Linked DNA regions of Mus musculus: region 2 is linked to region 1. A link is a loop called in an ENCODE intact Hi-C map of the cell type or tissue named here. Cell type or tissue: left cerebral cortex. All regions are shown on one strand.

Region 1 (8,000 bases):
CCTAGAGGTGGCATTGGAGAATCCCTGGTGGAGATAGTCAACTCATTTTGGCTTTGTGACTGTATGTGTCTGCGAGCGTGCGAGCGTGCGTGCGTGCGTGCGTGCGTGCGTGCGTGGCCAGAGAAGTATGCTGAGTCCCCTTGAGTTGAAGTTTCAGGCAGTTTTGAGCCGCCTGATATGGGTTCTGGAAATGTAACTCTGGTTCTCTGCAAAGAGCAGTATGGGCTCATAACAGCTCAGCAATTGCTCCAGCCCCTGTGGTGCCGGTGGAACAGTGTCACCAGACAAAAACTGGGAAGGTTGAGTGGATTTAGAAACCCCGGTAATTTCCGTGTCTGAGAATGGTAGGCATTTTATCTATTCCTGACCTGGTTCCTGTCCTGGGGCACATGGCCACGACACTCCTCATGGGGATCGTTTCAACTAGTGACACAGTACAAAGCAAAGAGTTCTCCATGTTAATGAAGTATCTAGAAAGGCCCTGGTGGGTCAATAAGCTTCTCTTTCCAGACCTTCCTTTCTGTAAAAGGTATTAAATCTCTGGTCTACCCTGAGTAACTCCTACATATCTATTTTCTACTACCTGTAAATAGTTTGGACAAGGACCATCTCTCCCATCAAGAACCGCCATGGGGGAGGAGAGAGGCTTCATCATACAGAGCCTCACCAAATAAGTCCCCTGCAGAAGGCCTCTAGCACTCCAGACACTCACCCTGAGCTAAGCTGGATTCCCCCAACACCCCATCCTCGCCCTACCACCCCAACCCCTGCCTGCTCATCACAATCCCAACTCTTCGAGGTTCCTATCAGCACCTGGGTGCCCGGGAACTAGGGATCCTCAGCCTGCGTAGTTTCTTACCCTGGCTGGGGCCCCCATCTTAGGCTCAGTTCTGCCATCCCTGCACCCTGATGGTGATAAGGATGGTATGTAGCCTAGCCCCACCCCTTTGTTTGCCCAAGCAGCGCTCATACACCCCAGCTGCAAGGCTGAACTCAGACCACAAGTCCCCGTGAAACAGTTCTTAGATTTAAACACTAAAAGTTGTATTTATCATTCTTATCCTGGACAGTTGTTCTCTACTTGTGTGTTTAAAGATATGTTTAGTGTTCTAAAATCCTGAAAGCGTCCTTCCAAGTTTTAAATTTTTACCTCTCGAGTCTAAATCCACAACCCATCTGTTATGATTCACTATGAAATGTTCCCCCAGTGGGTTCATGAGTGAACGCTCAGCTGGAGGTGCGATTTGAGGAATTTCTGAAAACCTTACGATGTTAGGCCTGGCTACAGAAGTAGGTCGCCAGACTCCTGCCCTTTGAGGTATGTTTGCCCTGACCTCTTCCTGTCTGCTTCCCTGTACTTCCTGTCAACAGTTAAACGAAGACATTCCAGTGCTCTGCTGCCCAAACCCATCAAGTCAAATGACCACAGACAAAAATCCTTTAAGACAGTGAGCCCAAATGGACCCTTCGACTTTTTGGTTGTGTATGACCGGCATTCAATCGCAGCTGTGGAAATCCAATATGACATCAATATTACTTCTGACTCTCATGTGCCATTTCCTTTTCAAACTTTAAGCTGGATTATACATCCTTTGGATTAACTGAATAATGTTTTTTAGTTACTGAGGGGACTCTAGAGTGTACTGTGAAAGTTCTCCTGACCCAAGTGACTCCATCTGAAAAGATCTTCCCTCCGTTTCTATACACTGCCCCCCCCCCCCCCCCAGCCACAAGGTCTGGTTCTTAGCTGGTCCTCCTGGGTTCTTAGTGCACTTGCTGTAGTGTCCCTGAGGTAATCTCATCTATTTCTGGGGCTTTTCACTGGTGATTCCTAAGACTGAGTCTTGACCTTACATCATCTCCCTCAACCCCTTACCTCCCCCACTCGAATGTCTCCTGACATCCAAAATGATCATGTTTGAAACTGAGCCCTCGGTCTTCTTCTGTTCATCATCCCCTCTTCCCCAGTTCAGTAAATGTCACCTCCTTCCACCACATCCCACGTCAGATGCTAAAGGGTCACCTTTGACGCCTCGCTCCTGCCTCACCTGCTTTGCTCACTGTGTGTCTGGGATCTGTTTTGTCCTCTCTTCTCTGTGAAGCATTTGTCACATGTCTCCTGATGATGAGACTGTCTCCCTGTCTCTTCGTTATTCCCGCTGCTTTGACCCCAGTTCCCTTCCAAACATTTTTCCCAAAAACAGAAGCCAGACTGACCTTGCAAAGATATGAATGGATCACTCAACATTTAATTTTCCAAATTAAAAAAAAAAGATCTCAAACTCTTAACATTATCTGGAGAGTGCCCTGTCATTAAAGGACATCATGTCTCTCTGGTTAATCCAGGTTTCCTTGGGGACAACCTAGAGCATTGCTCCTTCATCTGTCCCTCAGATATCAGTTTCTGACCATCCCTTCCTGTGCTAGACCATCTCACAGGCACTTAGACTCTTCCTCACGTCATCTGTGGGATTTGAGACTAGAGATTTGATCATTAATCTGTTGTCTTCATCCTCACCAGACTCTGGTACCTTGGAGCAGGGACTACTCTGTATCCTTACTGCTTACATTGTATCCTTACTGCTTACATTGTATCCTTACGGCTATCTCTGCAGGACACAGTACCTGAAGCCTATATTAGGAACTTAAGAAGCCTCTATTAAATGTAGCAGACTCATGGAGGAGCTAAAGGATAGTCAGAGCTCTTAGAAATAGGACTCCAAACGTCTGACTCCAGGCATGTTTCTTTGAGAAAGATGCTGGGAAGATCACCCTGTGGCTGGTCTCGAGTATATTGATAAACTTGCCTCTTAGGCATCTCCACCTGCTGCCCAGGCATTTCCCACTTTCTTCCAAAGAGTCCTCTATAAAAGGGAAACAAGAAAAGGGAGCAAATGCACCCAGCTCAGAAGTCTGCCGGGCTGTATTGGCTGCTTCCACTGATTATCACTGTTACTTTGAGAGGAGACATAATTAGTGCATTAGGACTTAATTGTAGCATAGACAGATGCACCAGATCACCCACCACCTAAGTTTACTCAGAGCTTTGGACACAGTAAAAGCAAGAGTAGCACTCAGTATCGGTGCGGTGATATCGCCCCCCAGTGGCTCTTGGTGACTTAATCACAGCAGCAGCATCCCAAAAGCCACTGTTAGTCCAGAAGGACTCCAGCTTCCACAGAGGGCTGGGAGAGAGTCCTCACCTTCACTTGTCTCAGAGTAAAGCTAGAAAGGGAGTCTCCCCCGCCCCAACCAGCACCCTTTTCTTAAAGGAGACCTGAAAACATTGTTGTCCCTTCTCTGGCACTGTCTCAATAAACAATTGGCATAGCTATTTGGTTTTGGAAAAGAATCCAACAGGAGCTGGTAGGTCCATGCTTAGATGTTCAGACAGGAAAAATTATGTATGAGATCACAGAACTAACTACTGCCAACTACGAGACTTCTGAAATCACGGGCAACCATTGCCACATGTCCTTAGGAAGTGTTGTTGTTCAAGTGGCTTCAGGCTTCTATGACAAGTCTCATTAAGGAGCCCAGGCTGCCTTAGAACTCATTATGTGCCCCAGGCTAGCTCAAACTGGCATCTATTCTCCTGCCTCAGCCTCCAAGAGCTGAGACTGCAGACATGAGCTAGATACCACACACAACTAACCTGTCAGTTACTTGGAAGAGTAGGTTTTTTTTGAGGGGGGAGGGGAAGGTGCTGTGGCATTGTTTTTGTTTGTTTGGGGAAATTGGTTTTTTAATCTTTGGAAACTTATCCAAAGATATTACCATGCTTTTTTTCTTTACTTCAATTATGTTTTCATTTCTCCCTTCCTGGTCTTGTGCTATGACTTTATGCCATTCAATGTATTTTCCAGTTATACATACATATATATATATATATATTTGGGGTGTGTGAAGTTATCCATCAGTGCATGATAACCTTTGGGGGTTTTAATCTTTTCCTTCATAAGTTTTACTTGGAGTAATTTCATTGCTATGTCTTCTAGGTCTCTCATATTTTCCTCAGTAGTATCTAATAGGTTGTTAATCCCATTGAATTCAGTTTGTTTTTTTTAAATCTCATACATGAAAGTTTCAGATTCAAAAGTTCATTTGGCCTTGGCCGTGGTAGAACATGCCTTTGATCCCAGCACTTGAGAGACAGAGGCTGGTGGGTCTCTGTGAATTTGAAGCCAGTCTGGTCTACACAGTGAGTTCCAGGACAGTCAGGACTATACAGAGAAACCCTGTCTTTAAAACAAACAAACAAAAAAGAAAAAGAAAAAAGAAAGAAAAAATAGAAAAGCCCATTCGGATCTTTTTGATATTTCTCATGTTCCTATTCATTCTCTCTGATTCTATGAGTCTATGAGTGTACGTGATATAATAATAAAACATGTGTCCTGGTGACATTTAACTGTCCATTTGACACACAGCCTAGAGTCACCTGAGAAGGAGGTCTTGATTTTGAAAATAACCAGATCTGATTGGCTTGTAGACATGTCTGGGGTCAACAAGACTGATTACTTATAATTGATTATTAATTGATAATAATAGTAGGAGGGCCCGGCCTACTTGGGAAGTGACATTCCTGGAGAGATGAAGCATGTGTCTTAGGACAAGCCAGCCATCAGTGTTTGTCCACGACTTCCCCTTTAAGATCTTGCTTGAGTTCCTGCCTGGACTTCTCTCAGTGATAGACTATGACAAGGAGGAAGTGCCAGAAAAATCCTTTCTAAATTGCTGTGGTTGTTCATCACAGCAACAGAAAGGAAACTAGAACAAACGCTAGTGTCTTGGTTTAGAATTCAAACATGCATACTATTCCTGGAAAAGGTCCCACTGGTCTCCTAGAATTATGGTTCCATCTTTTCCTGCTTCATTGCCTGGCAAGACGTCAGATAGATGTCAGATTTAATCAGTTTTTACTTTTGGGGTCACAGGGTTGTTTCAGGTCCAGAATTTCTGAACTGAGTTTTTGGTGTGCAATTTCATTGCTTGGGCTCGGTTTCAGGTCTTGCTTCTTTCTCTCTTATTTGGCACTAGGTGCATTTTGCATGCATGCATACGAGGCAATCATTCTGCAGCTATGCAGCATGCCAACGCTGGGCCTTCCTTTTACAGCATGTTAAGTAAGATCAAGCAGTAAAGAGGGAAAGGCTAACTTTTTCCCACTACTAAATCTGTCTTCCAGTCTGACTGGTGTGAATGGGTACCCACAACTCTATGCCCCCTCCTCTCTGCTTCTTTTTAGGAATTTCCCTCTCTGCTTTGGGTAACTCTCTCCTGCACTAATGTAAATGAGTCTTCACTACTCCAGCCTCTGCAACTCTCCACAACCCTTCCTCTGGCTAACCTGAGCTTCTGGCGCTCTTACAAATCCGAGCCATCCTTGTCCTGCCTGGCCTCTCTTCTCAGCTGAGTCCCTTGCCCATTCCTAGACTCCACTCAGGTGTATTCCCCATTCAGTCTTTATAGCTTGGAGACTTCCTCTGGGCAGACACTTGGGTAGAGGCTCACCCGGGTGGTGTCCATTTCACAGGGATTCCCTGTCCCACACTGTCTGGTGCCCCAGGTCCAAGGACTTGACAGCCAGGTTGCATATAATGTCATTTGTTTTTAAGGACAGAAAACACCTCTTCCATGACTCCACAAGGATGGGCGATTGAATTCTCTGGACCATGATGCACCAGGAGAAAAGGCTATGGGAAGTTATCATGGTATCTTGATATATGGTAATTGTACAGTTGGAGTAATTTTACTTTTAACCTTGCCTTTTCCTTGTCCTATTGGTCTGAAGGGCCAGGTGCAATAATTCATCTTTCACCTTAGAAGGGATATATCTGCATGCCCCACACCACTGAACTCCTAAGAATTTCACTGAGGAAGAATTTTGGTTAGATTTAGCTTCCATCCTCTGATACACATATGTTGTAGGAAATAAATATATATATATATATTTCCTATGCTCTGGCAGACAATGGCTGACCTGTTCTTATCTCATGGAGACTCTATGACTCGGAGCTCCAAAATCTCTCCACCCAGGTCACTAAGTTCCCACTGGCAGGTTGCTACCACACCAGCCACATGCTTTAAACCCCCCCCCACGGCCTTTTGTGGTGCACATCTGGCAAACCCACGCGTTGCCACCCTACCTTTCTCTCTGGAACCCAGTCAAACTGCTGCATGAAGAGAAATGCCACACAAACTTAGTTCAGAAACAATGGTAACTCAATCTCTGGGCACAACAACTAGAATCCTAATTTTGTAAGCCATATTAAATCTAAATCCTCCAGTGGCAAATCCTGGCGGTTCTACCATAGAAACTGGAAGACACTAGCAGCTCCATCTTGTCCTTATGCTATTCCCATCAAAAAGCCCCTCACTCTCTCCTGCTTACTCTCTTCCTCCATCCAACCCGGAAGTTCCACCTACGTGCCCAGTGATTGGCCCCTTATTCATTGGGGGAAGGTTCACAAGAAGTCGCCTGAGTAGGTGGCTCATTCCTCATTCCAGACAACCCCTCCTGGGAAAGCAGAATTAGCATCAAAATACAGGCATCACCAGGGCCATCCACAACAAGCATGTGTGTTACCAATGAGTCCAAAGTGGTTGCTACCTCCTGCTCATTTGGTCCAATCAGCATAATGTCATCAATATAGTGCACCAATGAGATATTTTGTGGAAGAGATAAGACTATCAAGATCCCTTCTAACTAAGTTATGGCACAGGGCAGGAGAGTTAATATATCCTTAAGGCAAACTATAAAGATATACTGCTGGCCTTGCCAACTGAAAGCAAATTGCTTCTGGCAGTCCTTATAGGCAGGTACTAAGAAGAAGGCATTTGCTAGATCAATAACTTCATACCAGGAACCAGGAGATGTGCTAATTTGCTCAAGTAAGGAAACTTATGTCTGCTACAGCAGCTGATTTAGTTTTCGATAGTCAGCTGTTGTTATCCATGATCCATCTGTCTTCTGCACTGGCCAGGTAGGAGAGTTAAAGGGAGATGTGGTGGGAACCACCACCCTGCATTTTTCAAGTCCTTGATGGTGGCAGTAATTTCCGTAATTCCTCCAGGAATGCGATACTGTTTTTGATTCACTATTTTCTTTGGCAGAAGCAACTCAAAAAAGGCTTCGATTTAACTTTTCCAACCATAATAGCCTTCACTCCACAGGTCAGTAAACCAATGTGAGAATTTTGCCAATTTCTAAGTATATCTATCCCAATTATACATTCTGGAACTGGGGAAATGATCACAGGATGTGTTTGGGGACCTACTGGACATACTGGGAGTATCAGCGAAAACTCCATAAATCACCTGGCCTCCATAAGCCCCTACTTTAACTGGAATGCCACAATGTTTCTTATTAACACATCTCCTGGTACCTGATATGCAACTATTGATCTAGCAAATGCCTTCTCCTGGAATCTCCTAGGATCTCCTGGAATCAGCATCAATTCAGAGCCAGTATCCAACAGACCCTAGAAAGCCTGATTATTTCCTTTCCCCCAGTGTACAGTTACCCTTGTAAAAGGCGGTGGGTCCCTCTGGGAAAGAATTTGAGAAAGGCTAACAGCAAAACATTTAGGTATCTTATCAAGATCCTTCCTCAGGGGAACCTGCCCACCCCTTTACTCAAGGGGTTCTAGGTCTGCAAACTAGCTCAAGTCTGGAAATTGAGTCACTGGCCAAGATTGCCTTTTGCCACAATCCAACATAGTCTTTCTTTCATTTGTTTGAGAAGTTTTGGATTTATACAGATCAAACAGAATTGCAGTAGGCTTCTTATTTATTTCGAGCCTGGAAACACCATAATTGGTTAGCCGATACCAAAGGTCCGAATGAGTCATGCCATTATAAATTTCACCTCTCCAGTGCTGACCATTATGGGCTAGGTCATTATAAACATTGTTTTGTCTATACTGTCTATTATAATAGCTACAATCACCTTGTCTCTGGTGATTCAATGCTGCCACCCGGCCCTTGTTACCTCAGGGTCC
Region 2 (8,000 bases), 79 kb before region 1:
TGCTAATATTAAAATTAAGTTGGTCATTGACGTGATAAAGAAATTAACCTAGACTACGTATAAACCAACATTAACCATCTTTTGGTATATGTATGCATGTATATATGTATGTATACATGCATGTATCTCTTTTTATATCTATCCATCTATTTATCTATAATCTATCTATCTATTATCTATCTAATCTGTCTGTCTGAATAGCTATTCTATTTGCTTATCATCTAACATCTATATCAATCAACTATCTATTTGCTACTTGCCTACCTACCTACATATATGTACCTACCTACATACTTATCTATCTACCTATTATCTATATATTATCTATCTATTCTATTGTGATACACAGATCCACCTAGTACATTTTGCCAGTATGTACCCTGTATTTACACACTGTCTTAGCCCGACACTGCCAGGATACTTGATCTCGCTGTTTTAAATGAGCAAGATTGCTACATTAAAATGTATCTTCTTCGACCATGATCATTTAGTCTGCAAGGCTGCAGAGAAGACCCTTAGCAATGAAAGCTGGTGGAGAGTGAACTTATGCACATTGTGAGACAGGCTTGAAGGTTGTGAGGATGTGCCTCAGGCTGCAGGTGATACCTTTGGACTGTTGTCAAGCAGTGAAAAAGGAGCCTGAGGACATCTGTGAAGGGAACAGAGCAGTTATGGAGAACAGGGGAAGATGAGGGCAAGGGGGCATGGCAGAGCAAGGGGCGTGGCAGAGCAAGGGGCGTGGCAGAGCAAGGGGGCGTGGTGATAGATATCCCATCTCAGCACAGGTGTTCTCAGTGCAAATACAAGAAGGGGAACGGTGTCTCTGAAGCAGGTAATACTGCCTGTCCCTCTTACTTCAACACTCAAACTGCCAACCTGTTTTTATTTCAAGCTAGAAATTTCCTTTTCTTGCTGCTTTTAGCATTTATGTCTGAACACTGGGGTGCTGCAATAATGCACTGGGACCATGTACTAGAAAGGAGACGTGGTAACCCTGGGCCCTTCATCACAAAGACTATTTGGAGATATTTTATATAGCTAGAAGCACAACATGAGGCATACAATGTTGCTATGACTAACTGTTTCATTTATTGGGTATTTACCGTAAGAAACTTGACTATTTTTTTTTTTTGATAAGTGACTGTCTATTTACTTGTTCAAATAAAAATGATTTTGTTACCAAAGTTACATGAAATCAGAGTCACTCAAAGGCCTCTGTGGAATCTTCTGTCCATTATCCATCCCTACAGTGTCGGAAGAGGACTTGGGTCCTAATGCTGGTTGTTACTTGGGAAATAAGTCAGGAAAAAAAATCGTTGGCTGAAGTGAGATGATACAGTGTTTCAGGGAATTTGGCCTAAGTCCAGAGCTGGCCTCTGTCACTTTAGTTCTTAGAACACATGGAAGAGGATGACATAGGCACACACTTATGACATCCTACCTTGGTCTCCTTCCTGAAAGAAAAAGGAAATCAAACACAGTGGGAAGGCCTATCTAGAAAAAAGAAAATCACACAGAGAGAAGGATGGAATTCTAGGTGAGGGTCCCATTCGTCCTATCTCCCTCCTAGAACCTACTTCTGGGGTAATGGGCAGATGGGTTTCTCCCTGGATTTCAGTACAAGCAAGTCTATTCTGATGCAATCTGTACACCTGCACACCCATGTGCACATGCATGTGTGTGCATCTCTGCCCTCATCTCTAGATAGGAAAGAAAGAAGAGAGAAGACAAACTGAGGGTAGATGCAGTCAAGAAGGCAGCAAAGGGAAACTGAGAAGCTACTGGAAGCAGAGGGCACAAGAAAGACGGAATGAGGAATTGTGACAACAGATGAAGGCTGGCTGCGGACCACTGTGGTTTGAATATGGAATACTCCCATAAGCTTGTATGTTTCAATGCTCATTCCCAAGCTGGTGGTGCTGTACTCAGGAGCATGATAGAGCCTTTAGGAAGCGGAGCCTTGGAGGGGGAAGAACTTCTCAAAGGAAGGGCTTCGAGGGTTTATGGCCTGGCCCCACTTCCGATTCTCCCTCTCTCCCTCTCTCCCTCTCTCCCCCTCCCTCTCTCTCTCCCCCCACTTCCCGTCGTGGTGGGATACAATCAGTCCTCTCCCTGTTCCTGTCACCATGCATTCCCTGGCTATCGCCATGTCTTCTCCACCCTGATGGAACTCTTTGTCTCTCCGAGTCTCTGGGCCAAAGTAAATCCTCTCTTCCCTAAATTGCTTTTGGTCACAGCATCAGGAAGAAAAACGGGATAGTCATGAAGCATAGAAGACACGGAGGAAGAATCTCGTCCCATCCGTCTTTCTGCCCGCTTGCTGCTTCCTGTTCACACCGGGCTTTGATTTGCTACTTTGGTAGGAATTGTCACATAGCCCTTGAGTCGAGTAGAGTGAAATCTGGGGAAGAAATACAAGAGGAGAGATAAAGGCAGGGAAGAAAGGACTGTCACCATTCCTTGACTTGGCCGCCCTCGTTTACCCCTGCACGGGATGCCGTTCTACCAGAAAGCCCTGCACGTTTAGCATCCCCCGCATGAAAATTGAAATTACTCACCTTTGGAAAAGGATGCATTTGTGACAGAGAAATAAAATGACCGTGTTCAGTCATCAGAGGCTGCTCTGCAAAGAATTTCCAGCTGGTTAACTTCTAAATAACAATCCATGCTATAATGAGGGCTGAAGGGTACTTGAGCTTGGCTCATGGGCTGCAAAAAGTGTCGGAATCTGTATTTCTATTAAACTTGGAGGGAGGCTGTTGATCCCAAGAAATAGCAAATGGTGGCAGTGGTCCATCTGTGTGCACAAGTATTTGAGAAATCAATGACAGGGTTTGAAGAAATAAATAAAGACTGATGTAAAAAGAAAAGGTATACTGAAAAAAATAGGTAGGAATTATGTAAACACTGAGTCCGGATAAAGATGTTTTAAGGGCTTAAGGAAAGTATGCCACAGCCCCTCCTAGCAAGAGATATGATGATGAGCTACCAGACCCTACGCCACTGAAAGTTCTAACCTAATTTGGATCCTGTGTTGAACAACCTCCCTGTGATGATCTGGCTTCCCAGAGAGCTGTGCTAACAGAGGCAAGAAGATATTTATCAGATGAGGGCCAATGTCTGAGCCATTCAAAGTTAAGCTTCCTTCTGCTGCCAAATTATACAGTTGGATTTTATGGATTTGTTTTAATATTCTAATTAAAAATCTCCTGTCTTTGAATTAAGGCCTTTAAAGTGCCTATCTTGTGCTTTTAGGGCTCAGTGAAGTGTTTGTGGTGCAAGCAAGGGGACCTGAGTTCAGACCCCCAGCACCTATGTATAAAGCCCAATGTGGTAGTGTGTGCCCGCAACTTCAGTGCTGTGGAGCTGGAGGCAGGAGGATATATGGAGCCAACTGATCAGCCAGCCTGTTAGAATGGATTAGTTCCAGACCAGTTAGAGACCTTGCCTCAAATACAGAAGAAGGTGGAGAGTGATGGAGGAAGACATCTGCCATCTGTCCTATTGGCGGATACCCCTTCCTGCTCAATGGTCATCCTTCATATTTTGACCAATGTAGAACTTTTCATCCACAACTGAGACCTGCTGATAGGAAATGTCACCTGATCGCTTGACCATTTCCCTCTTAAATGGCTTCTGCTTCCACTCTGCCCTTGAGCCAACCCCATATCTCCTTTACAATCTATCTTCTTTCTCTAGACTCAGTCATAACATCTCTCAAGTCTTCCAAGCGCATCTGTTGGTCTCTCTTTACACAGCACTTGGTACTTTTGTCTACAAGGTCCTGGATAGGTTACTTCAGCCCCATCTTCCTGCTAGGCATAAATGAGTTCTACAAGGGCAGGCAACGTGTCTCCAACAGTACAGAGTGTACATTTGTGCCCTGCACACAAATGGAAACCTGCGGGAAGGAACGAATCAATGTATTTCTCAGTTTGTCCTGTCTATTGTTCTTATTAAGAGCTATAAATATTAGGTGGGGCTACAGAACTGATGTATAAGAAAAGAAAGGTCCATAGGATAGCTGTTGTCTTTCTTCTTATCTTCACGCTTGCCTGACTACCCATACTCAAATCCATACCAGTGAGGGCAGGATAGAAACAGGGAAACAGCGGGGCTTCTGATGCCTTGGAGACTTCAAAGGATTCCAACAAGGTCTTTCTTAGAGTCTGGGCCAGGTGGGGGAAACATGGAGAGTTGGGGAGTACATTGGAGAGGATGAGGCAGCTCCTCAAAGTTCACCAGGAAAGCTGTGGCTTGGCAGAGGTAACAAGTGTGCAGAGGGAAGGTGGTGGGAAAAGATGAAGGCTCTGGCCAAGAGAAGGCCAGCCTTCCTGTTGGTTGAGACTCAGGCTACCAAGAACTGGCCACACAAATGTTCTAACCTGATCCATCCTTGCCTGGCTGTGTGTTTCCACAGAAGGGATAGAAGTCGGAAGCACTTCAAGGTTCTTGAATGAATAGGGGCTAAGAAGAAGTAAATTACCATTCTTATTACACGGAACTTGCTCTAGACAGAAACAGACAGTGCAATGCATAATTTCTTTAAAAAAAAAAAAAAGCTTGCTGTCACATTAGAAGCCAACTGGCTCTTAGGTCCTCTTAGGTAATTTGGCAGCTGTAGCACAGTGAATGTTGAGGAAGGTGAGTGTTTTTCCACTCTTCCAGAAGGTTGGAAGCAGAAACAGCAACACATTTTTTTTCATCAGTCTTTCCATCCTGTCCATCAAATTATGCTCTCAATTCAATGCTATACAAAAACATCCTGAGGACAGTGGAGACAGAGAACAGCATGAGCATCTGCAAGGCGAGCATCCTGAAAGGGCTGAAAGGAGGCGTGTGCAGGGTCCACGTGAATGCGTAGTCATCACAAAACGTAGCACATTAAAAAAGACTCAAAATAAACACCAGCCCATGAACTTCCTCCGTGCCTTCATTTTTACTGGCCCAAAGGGAATTTGTGTTTTAACTGCAAGATGTGCTGTCATAGCAGCTTTAGCAGAGCTGAGAGTGCCAGGAAAAGGAGGAGTTAGCTGGACGCCCTGTGCTCTGTGACAAACCAGGACATTCCGCAAGCAGTTAAAACTTATACAATAGCCACCGTCCATCAAACAGGCCAGCTATTCATGCCATCCGTTAGCACAAGGCAAGCAAGATCTGCTATTATTTGCCAGGGTTTCGGACCAAGGGCATAGCTAGAGGAAGTAGTGGCGTCTAGCCACAGACTTAGCCACAGCAAAAAGATTGGCTAATAATAGTTATGTTTATACCAGGGAGAATTGAAGCCACAGCAGAAGGGGGAAACTAGAGACATTACATTTTAGTGGAGCTAATTTTGGAAGAATGGAGCAAATGCCGGGGAAGTGAAGCAGGATAAAGCTATTGAGGAGAGAGCTGCGGAGGAAATAGAATGTGTTCAAAGGTAAATTGATGCATGGCCAGCAGCATACAAGCTACTCGGTCATAAATATCCCAGCAGAGGGAGAGAGAGCCGAGACAGATTATAAAGGGAAATCAATGGTTGGAGAAACAGAGGCATTGTAGAACACAAATTTGTGGGAGGATAGGAAAACCAGGACTGACAAGATGCTCTTTCGAGCATTGACGAATGAAAATAGAAATGCGGAAAGACAATTCCTTTGCTGAACAAATAGCTCTGTTTACACTTCCCTCCCGGTGGGGCCTGTCAGTCTGTAAATAGTCCTCACTGTGCTTCTGTGTCTGATGTCCACCTCAGTTCTCTGGATTTGCCTCAGGTTTTCTCCTGTGAGCTCTTGACGGAAGGTAGGATACTGCTTTAGCTTTAGAAGGTAAGATGGAGGGGAAGGGAGACCCACTTCAGAAAGTTACTGAAGATGTAGGTAGTGGCTACCTTGCCTGTTTTCATGCCCTCCTCGTGGGAACAAGAAACAGGAGTGGGGATTCCCAAGTTGTCAGTGACTTAAGTCCTTCTTACACACAACGGCGGGCGGGCCACGGATCTTATTAGTCGGCTTTCTGTTGTTCTAACAAAATACCTGAGATAATCAACTTTAAAAGAAGGAAAGGTTTGTTGGGGCTCTTGGTTTCCGAGTCTCCAGTTCAAGCTTACAGGGTGCATTATGGCAGAAGCGTGGAGAGAAGAGGTCTGTTTGCCTCCTGATGGCAGGAAGAAGGAAAGATGGAGGAGAAAGGGCCAGGATCCCATTATCCCCTCCAAGGGAACACGTGCAAAGTAACTAGGTTGTAGTAACCAGGGCAAATACCCTGGGTTGGGGCTTAAGGTTTCAACACAAACTTTAGGAGGACATTTGGGGTCATTGGACCCACACACTGATGGAAGGACAAGTGGGTCTGTTTGTCTGTCTTGCTGAGCCCTCAGTCACCCCTCTTGAGTAAGCAAGCTGAAGGCCAGGCCTCCTCCTGTGACTGTACACAAGGAGAAAAGGCACAAGCAGCCAACAGCATTAAGACCTGACTCCCCAGTAAGCGAGGCAAAGGGAAAACTAAAACTGGGAATTGGGAAAAGGAGAGTTGACAGCCCAGGGCCAAAGCACTGGTGAATGGCTCTAGGTAGCAGAGCAAAGGAGGGGAGTAATTATAAACTGTCTTCCAGTTCACAGAACTCAAATACTTTCACAGCAAACACACAGACTCTGTGATCCCCACCAATAGCAATAATCATCAGGTTTCAATTGGATGAAATTCAGGAATCTAGGGATCTAAGTTTGCTGGAAAACTCTCTTTTTCTTTCTTTCCTCGCCCCCCCACCCCCACCCCAGGGAGGATTTTATTTGTTTGTTTGCTTTCTCTTTTTGAGAATCTCATGCCTTAGTGTTGTGTTTGCATCGTTTCCAGCCCTCTCTCTCCATCCTCCCAACTCTTCCTATGTCCTCCCCATCCTTTCTCAGATTCATGACCTCTTCTTACTTAAGTGTCATTATTACACACACATGTACATACACACATACGTATATGCAAATGCAACCTACTGAGTCTGCTGAGCTCATACGTGTGCGTGTTTAGGACTGACCATTCGGGATTGGATAACCTGTCAGGGAGCTGTCCCTGGAGGAGGCAGAGTCTCTGTCTTTCAGCAGCTGTTAATTGCCCGTAGCTCTTAATCCTTTGTTACAAGGACTCGGGAAAATTATTTTTAGGATTTAGAGTTATTAAGTCTCTAGTTCTCCATCTAGAGGCTGGGATAGGAACTACTGGATGTAGAGACTCCCATAAGCCCTACTCCTGTGAGTCTTTGCAAGAACTGTGCTTGGACTAAGGTAGCATAACTGGTTACAGTTTCCACATCTTGCCTTCATGATCAAGGTAGGTATGCTCGCTCCCTCATCAAGAAGTCTGATGCCTACGATTCCAAAACGGAATCCAAGTCCTGAACCACTGTGAAGATTAAAAACACTAAGGGGACTCTCGAATTCCGATGAAGAAAAGACCATCTCTGGTTCTCAGGGCATCGATGATGGGAACGCAGACAAGGGCTTGACTTAAATGATGTCTTTTCTGACATGAATGCCATCCCAGAACCTCAGAATGTAATCATAGGTCAAAATGGGGTTGTTTTACACATAATTAGTTAAAATGAGGTCATGCCGCCCAAAAGTTGACCCTTAATTCTGTGCCTGGTATTCTTACATAAAGGCTGGGTGAAGGAAAAACAGATGGACAGCTACAGCAAGGAAGAAAAGGTCACAGAGAGAGACAGAGCAGAAGTCAGAGGGGTATAACTATAAGCCAAAGGGTTCTGAGAACTGCCAGGGATCACCAGCAGCTAACCAAGGCAAGGAAGAGGTCTACCATGGATCCTTCAGGTGAGCATGGCCCATGCTGGGAGCTTGAAGTCAAAAGCATGGGCTTCTAAAACTGAGAGAGACCATCTGTTGGTTTTAGCCAATCATGTAGAACTGTGTTACATACCGGGGCTGTTGACAGAAACTCTGACTATTGAGAAGTGGTGTGCAGAACAGACTAACTTCAACAATCTGGACAAGGACCTTGAAAGCATA

Evidence for each region. A loop is a pair of places that touch in the nucleus more often than their neighbours do. Peaks named below come from ENCODE experiments on the same cell type or tissue, not always from the same donor. Only the 100,000 strongest peaks of a DNase experiment are listed, where the experiment ranks them.
Region 2: it touches region 1 in a loop (2.5-fold over the local background); 13 of 42 quality-filtered maps call a loop at or near these places.

Annotation. Positions count from the first base shown.
Region 1 is chr13:46,254,925-46,262,924 of GRCm38, forward strand. No RefSeq gene overlaps it. Among named protein-coding and RNA genes, the nearest start is that of Stmnd1, 15 kb to the right of the region's middle. In left cerebral cortex, a CTCF peak has its summit at 3,101 (motif pointing left); DNase peaks (open chromatin) are centred at 1,154 and 3,102.
Region 2 is chr13:46,175,869-46,183,868 of GRCm38, forward strand. No RefSeq gene overlaps it. Among named protein-coding and RNA genes, the nearest start is that of Stmnd1, 94 kb to the right of the region's middle. In left cerebral cortex, a CTCF peak has its summit at 7,180; DNase peaks (open chromatin) are centred at 4,928, 5,656 and 7,171; H3K4me3 peaks cover 973 bases; H3K27ac peaks cover 1,222 bases.